Regions from separate parts of the Homo sapiens genome. Here region 2 is linked to region 1. Evidence: read pairs that join two places in POLR2A ChIA-PET (ENCODE). Cell type or tissue: OCI-LY7. All regions are shown on one strand. Each heading gives the region's core, and the rest is flanking DNA. Links, peaks and the distances in the headings are about the cores only. Region 1 overlaps NUAK2 (NUAK family kinase 2). Region 2 overlaps DSTYK (dual serine/threonine and tyrosine protein kinase).

Region 1 (2,801 bases), core at 129-2,628:
TCCATCCTCCAAACCTGGCCTGAGCCTCCTGAAGTTGCTGCTGTGAATCTGAAAGACTTGAAAAGCCTCCGCCTGCTGTGTGGACTTCATCTCAAGGGGCCCAGCCTCCTCTGGACTCCACCTTGGACCTCAGTGACTCAGAACTTCTGCCTCTAAGCTGCTCTAAAGTCCAGACTATGGATGTGTTCTCTAGGCCTTCAGGACTCTAGAATGTCCATATTTATTTTTATGTTCTTGGCTTTGTGTTTTAGGAAAAGTGAATCTTGCTGTTTTCAATAATGTGAATGCTATGTTCTGGGAAAATCCACTATGACATCTAAGTTTTGTGTACAGAGAGATATTTTTGCAACTATTTCCACCTCCTCCCACAACCCCCCACACTCCACTCCACACTCTTGAGTCTCTTTACCTAATGGTCTCTACCTAATGGACCTCCGTGGCCAAAAAGTACCATTAAAACCAGAAAGGTGATTGGAAGCAGGCCCTGCTGTTCTCTTTGGTGACTGAGGTGGGGAGGGATGGTGCTGAGCAGGTTTTTGAGCCTTCTCCTAATACTCGTTCCCCTAGGCTGCCAGGGATGGGAAATAGAAAAACTGCCGAATCAAAACAAACGTGAGCTCAGTAGCTCTGGCCTGACCCTATTAAGCACACAGGTGGGAAGGCCCTGGGCCCAGGGTCCCAGTTGCTCTTCCGGCCTTTGGCACTAAAGTAGAAGTGGATTTGGCAGATTATCCCACCCTGCCCCCACCACCTGCCTCCTTCTCCTCCCACCCCTGCTCCTGTCTGCTTGAGCCCTGCTCCTGCTGCGTAAAGACACCCCCACAGCCTTTATTCTCTCCCTCCTAAGAAATCCCCTTTACTCTGGTGCTGGGCAGCTTTTCCCCCCTCCGTCCTCACTGCCTGACTCCCAGAGAAAGCAAAGAATGCCTGGAATGTCCACCCCCACCGTACGCCAACTCCCTCAGCCCCCTGCAGAGCATTCCCCACACGCCTGCTCCATTGAGAAACTCCCAGGCTCCGAGGGCTGGGGATGAAAGGGAGGATGAGGACAAAGTGCCGGCCAGCAGCCGGCTGGCTCTGGCTTCAGGCAGCCTCCCTCCCCCACCCCGACCCACTCTGGTAGTCACAGGAGGCCTCCAAACGTCCCCAGCTCTGGCTCTGGCCCCACAACACACCTGTCCTGCCGGCTGTCGGTGCCTGCCCAGTGGAGCGCGTTGGACCTCCCCTCCCACACCTGGAGAGCTGAGCTGGCAAAGTCACTAGTCTGCAAAGGAGATGGGGAGGGCAAGGCAACTATGAGGTCAAGATGGGAGAGCAAACAAGACATTGCTTAGGCGACACTGGAGTACTTAGGTCTTAAGTCTCTGAGGTCCTACTCAGTGCTGGAACTCTGGGCTAGACTCTGGGTAAACATGGAAAAAATCCAGGGGGTGGGTTTATCTCCAGAAGCTTAGAGTTCAGCTGTGGGGGTAGCAGTGCTCCTTTATTCATTCCTCTCATGAATCAAGCCCTTTTGTGTGCTAAGCTTAGTAGAAGACAGAGGTAATTGCTGTATCCCTGGTGCAAAAAAAAAAAAAAAAAAAACAGAGATCTTAGCCTCAAGGAGGTTACAGGCTGTGGGTAAGGTAGCATGCAATTCAGTGAGAAATTGTTATTGGTTCAGATCATGTTGAAAGGGAGTTTGGGGACGGCGCGGTGGCTCATGCCTGTAATCCCAGAACTTTGGGAGGCAGAGGTGGGCGGATCACAAGGTCAGGAGATCGAGACCATCACGGCTAACACGGTGAAACCCCGTCTTTACTAAAAATATAAAAAATTAGCCGGGCGCGGGGGCGGGCGCCTGTAGTCCCAGCTACTCAGGAGGCTGAGGCAGGAGAATGGCGTGAACCCAGGAGGCGGAGCTTGCAGTGAGCAGAGATCGCACCACTGCACTCCAGCCTGGTCTCAAAAAAAAAAAAAAAGAAGAAAAAGGGAGTTTGGATGATGGAAAGAATTGCATCTTCGGAGATAATAATAGGGGCTACCATTCACTAAGTGCTTATGGGTCAAGCCCTTTAGGTGTGTTACCTCATGTAATGCTCACGATAGTCTTGTTAGTTCAGTACTATTTCTATCATTCTCATTTTATAAAAGAAATGGAGACTCAAAAACATTAAGTAGGCCAGGCGCAGTGGCTCACATCTGTAATCCCAGCACTTTGGGAGGTCGAGGCAGAAGCATCACTTGTCAGGAGCTCGAGACCAGCCTGGCCAACATGGTGAAATCCTGACTTTACTAAAAATACAAAAAATTAGCCGGTCATGGTGGCGCACTCCTCTAGGCCCAGCTACTCGGGAGGCTGAGGCAGGAAAATCCCTTGAACCTGGGAGGCGATAGTTGCAGTGAGCTGAGATTGTGCCACTGCACTCCAGCCTGGGCAACAGAACAAGACTCTGTCTCAAAAAAAAGGAACTTGATAGCAAATGGAGAAATCAGACCTCAAACCCAGGTTTGGCATCCCACAGACTCACTTGAATGGCATGGTGTTTGGAGAATTGGATAAAAGAATGTAAGTGAAGGAACTATAAATTTATATGCCAGGTTTATTTATAAATATTTATTATATGAGCATCCATTATATGCCAGGTTCTTTTGCAGGCACAAGGAATATGCCAATTTCCCAAGTGCCCTTTCCTAGTCTCCACAAGCCCCAAGAGAAAGCTAAGAAAGAAGAGAGTGAGGCCAGGCGTGGTGGCTCATGCCTGTAATCCCAGCACTTTGGGAGGCCAAGGTGGATGGATCACCTGAGGTCAGGAGTTCGA
Region 2 (2,801 bases), core at 302-2,801, 130 kb after region 1:
GAGTTCAAAGTGGCCAGGCAAATTAAAGTTATGTGACCTATCTGAGAATATAGCATAGTTCTTTGTGAGAAAAGAAAGTGAGATATTTGTGCTTTGTTGGAAATAAAAAAGATTTTAAAAACTCAAGGCTGGGCACAGTGGTTCACACCTGTAATCTCAGCACTTTGGGAGGCTGAGGCGCAGATCGCTTGAGCTCAGGAGTTCAAGACCAACCTGGGCAACATGGCAAAACCCCATCTCTACCAAAAAAAAAAAACCCAAAAAAGAATGAAAATTAGCTGGGCGTAGTGGCTCACACCTGTAGTATCAGCTACTTGGGTGGCTGAGGTGGGAGGACCACTTGAGCCTGGGAGGTTGAGACTACAGTGAACCTTAATTGCACCACTGCACTCCAGGCTGGGCAACAGCACAAGACCTTGTCTCAGAAAAAAAAAAAAAACCACAAACAAACAGAAAAACTTTTATCAAAAATACCTACTGCTCATGCTGGGTGTGGTGGCTCACACCTGTAATCCCAGCACTTTGGGAGTCTGAGGCAGGTGGATCACTTGAGGTCAGCAGTTCAAGACCAGCCCGGCCAACATGGTGAAACCCCATCTCTACTAAAAATACAAAAATTAGCCGGGCGTGGTGGTGCGTGCCTGTAATCCCAGCTACTCGGGAGGCTGAGGCAGGAGAATTCACTTGAACCCAGGAGGCAGAGGTTGCAGTGAGCCGAGCTCGTGCCATTGCACTCCAGCATGGGTGACAGAGTGAGACTGCATCTCAATCAATCAATCAATAAACCTGCTGCTCAGATAGGGTAAGAAATAAAAACAGCATAATCATCTGAAAGAAACGAAATTGTGTATCTTTTAGACTTCAGACAAAGTAAATATTCAACATCTGATAACTGTTAAGGACACAAACTTGAGCATATTTGTGTTGAGTTCTTTTATAACTCTAAAATATGCTAGAATTCTATGGAGGATTGATTCTGAGTTTACAGACCCTTGAAGACATCAGGAGTCTGTGTACCTACAGTGGTAATATATTAATATGTGTGAGTCCCTAGTTAACCGTTTACACCTGGAATGCCAGGCAAAGTAGACAATGTCAGAGACACAGAGGAACAACCTGTGCAATGGATGGAAATGCAGTAGATGGACATATGCTCTTGTGTGTTTGGAACCTTCACAGGAAAGAAGCAGAACACAAAGTGGAAAGTGCAGACGAGGCAAAGGACCTGTGGAAGGTTTGTTTCTAAACCTCAAACCTCAAAGATCTTTTTTTTTTTTTTTTTTTTTAATTGAGACAGAGTCTTGCTTTGTCGCCCAAGCTGGAGTGCAGTGGGGCGATCTCAGCTCACTGCAACCTCCGCCTCCTGGGTTCAAGCCGTTCTCCTGCCTCAGTCTCTGGAGTAGCTGGGGCTACAGGCGCCCACCACCACACCCGGATAATTTTTGTATTTTTAGTACAGATGGGGTTTTGCCATCTTGGCCAGGCTGATCTCAAACTCCTGACCTCAAGCGATCCTCCTGCCTTGGACTCCCAAGGGCTGGGATTACAGGTGTGAGCCACTGCGCCGAGCTTAAAGATCATTCTCGAAACTCACTTTAGCAAACTTGGGTATTTCAGTTAGGATTAGGTTCAATTGTAACAGATCATCAAACAAACAAACACAAAAAAACCAGGAACTTAAAGATAGAGTTTTTGGGTTTTTTTTTTTTTCCTTACATGAAAGAAGTCTGAAGCTAGGTAACTGAGAGCTGGCATGGCAGTTCTGTGATCACCAGAGACCTAAGCTCCCTCTTTCTTTTGGTGTCATCATCTTTAGTGCTGGCTTCCACCATCAGGTTTGCCTTAGGGCTGCTGAGTGATCGCTGCTGTTCTAGCTGTCACATCTGTGCTCCAAGCAGGAAGAAGGACAAGGCCAAAGGACATATTTCCTGGTAGAATCCACCCCCTGTACCCTAAAGGGCTTTCCTGGAAACCCCACCCACTTATCGGATACCCCTATCTGTAAAGGACATTGCCTTCACTTATAACATGGAGACTAGATATTGGATAGGCAAACCTTGGTCTTTGCCATACCAAGTGATCGATCATATTCCTAAAGGTATTTCTTAGACTTAGGTTGCTAAGACTTCGGGATATCTACAGACTCAGAACAGGACAGTAATAATGTTTGGTGAACCTGGCTTTTCGTTTCCTGCTTAATTGATTAATTCAACAGTATTTAGGACTTACCACATGCTAGGCACTGGAGCTACGATAGTAAGCAAAATAGACCCAGTCCCTGCCCTCAAAGAGTTTACAGACCCATGGGGGAAAGAAAGGTTTTAAAGAAGTGGATTATAAATATGTTGAACCTTAAGAAGAGGGAAGTAAAGTGTGCTTGGTTGGGGCTGTGTGATAGGAAAGGCTCTATAAGGATATGTCATAACATATACATTGAAACTTAAAGGATGCTTAGGAGTTAGCCAGGTCAGAATGGCAGGGATGGAGGTGTCAGAGGAGAGCAAGAGGGGGAGGAGTGCCCCAGGTCGACTCACTCCCAGTCTGATAATTTCCATTACAATTCCTTTTTCTTCCATTATTTGTCTTAATTCTTCATCAGAGGGAATCAGTGGGAATGTCTAAGCAATAAAGGAAGGCAGAGACCAAAATTTTTTTTTAATCTGATGGCTAAAGGGGTTGCCATCCTTTCTACTTCTTTGTTTTTTCACTCTCTCTAGATGAGTGCCTGCCTTCATAGGCTGCACCAGGGAGTGTTGGTAACCGAGGAAGGAGGTGGATCAATGGCTGGGGTACCGAAGTCC

What was found. Peaks named below come from ENCODE experiments on the same cell type or tissue, not always from the same donor. Only the 100,000 strongest peaks of a DNase experiment are listed, where the experiment ranks them.
Region 2: POLR2A ChIA-PET joins it to region 1 with 7 read pairs; 2 of 35 experiments call an interaction of 5 or more read pairs at or near these places.

Annotation. Positions count from the first base shown.
Region 1 is chr1:205,299,739-205,302,539 of GRCh38, reverse strand. It overlaps NUAK2 (NUAK family kinase 2), which reads left to right. Exons shown (of 7, transcript NM_030952.3): 7 at 1-477. Among named protein-coding and RNA genes, the nearest start is that of NUAK2, 21 kb to the left of the region's middle. RefSeq lists enhancers at 1-222, 223-1,075, 865-1,159, 1,076-1,927. In OCI-LY7, for the core only: no CTCF peak of the experiment used is centred there; DNase peaks (open chromatin) are centred at 659, 1,189 and 2,462; H3K4me3 peaks cover 2,110 bases; H3K27ac peaks cover 2,500 bases.
Region 2 is chr1:205,169,940-205,172,740 of GRCh38, reverse strand. All of the region lies in intron 2 of DSTYK (dual serine/threonine and tyrosine protein kinase), which reads left to right. Among named protein-coding and RNA genes, the nearest start is that of DSTYK, 40 kb to the left of the region's middle. In OCI-LY7, for the core only: no CTCF peak of the experiment used is centred there; no DNase peak of the experiment used is centred there.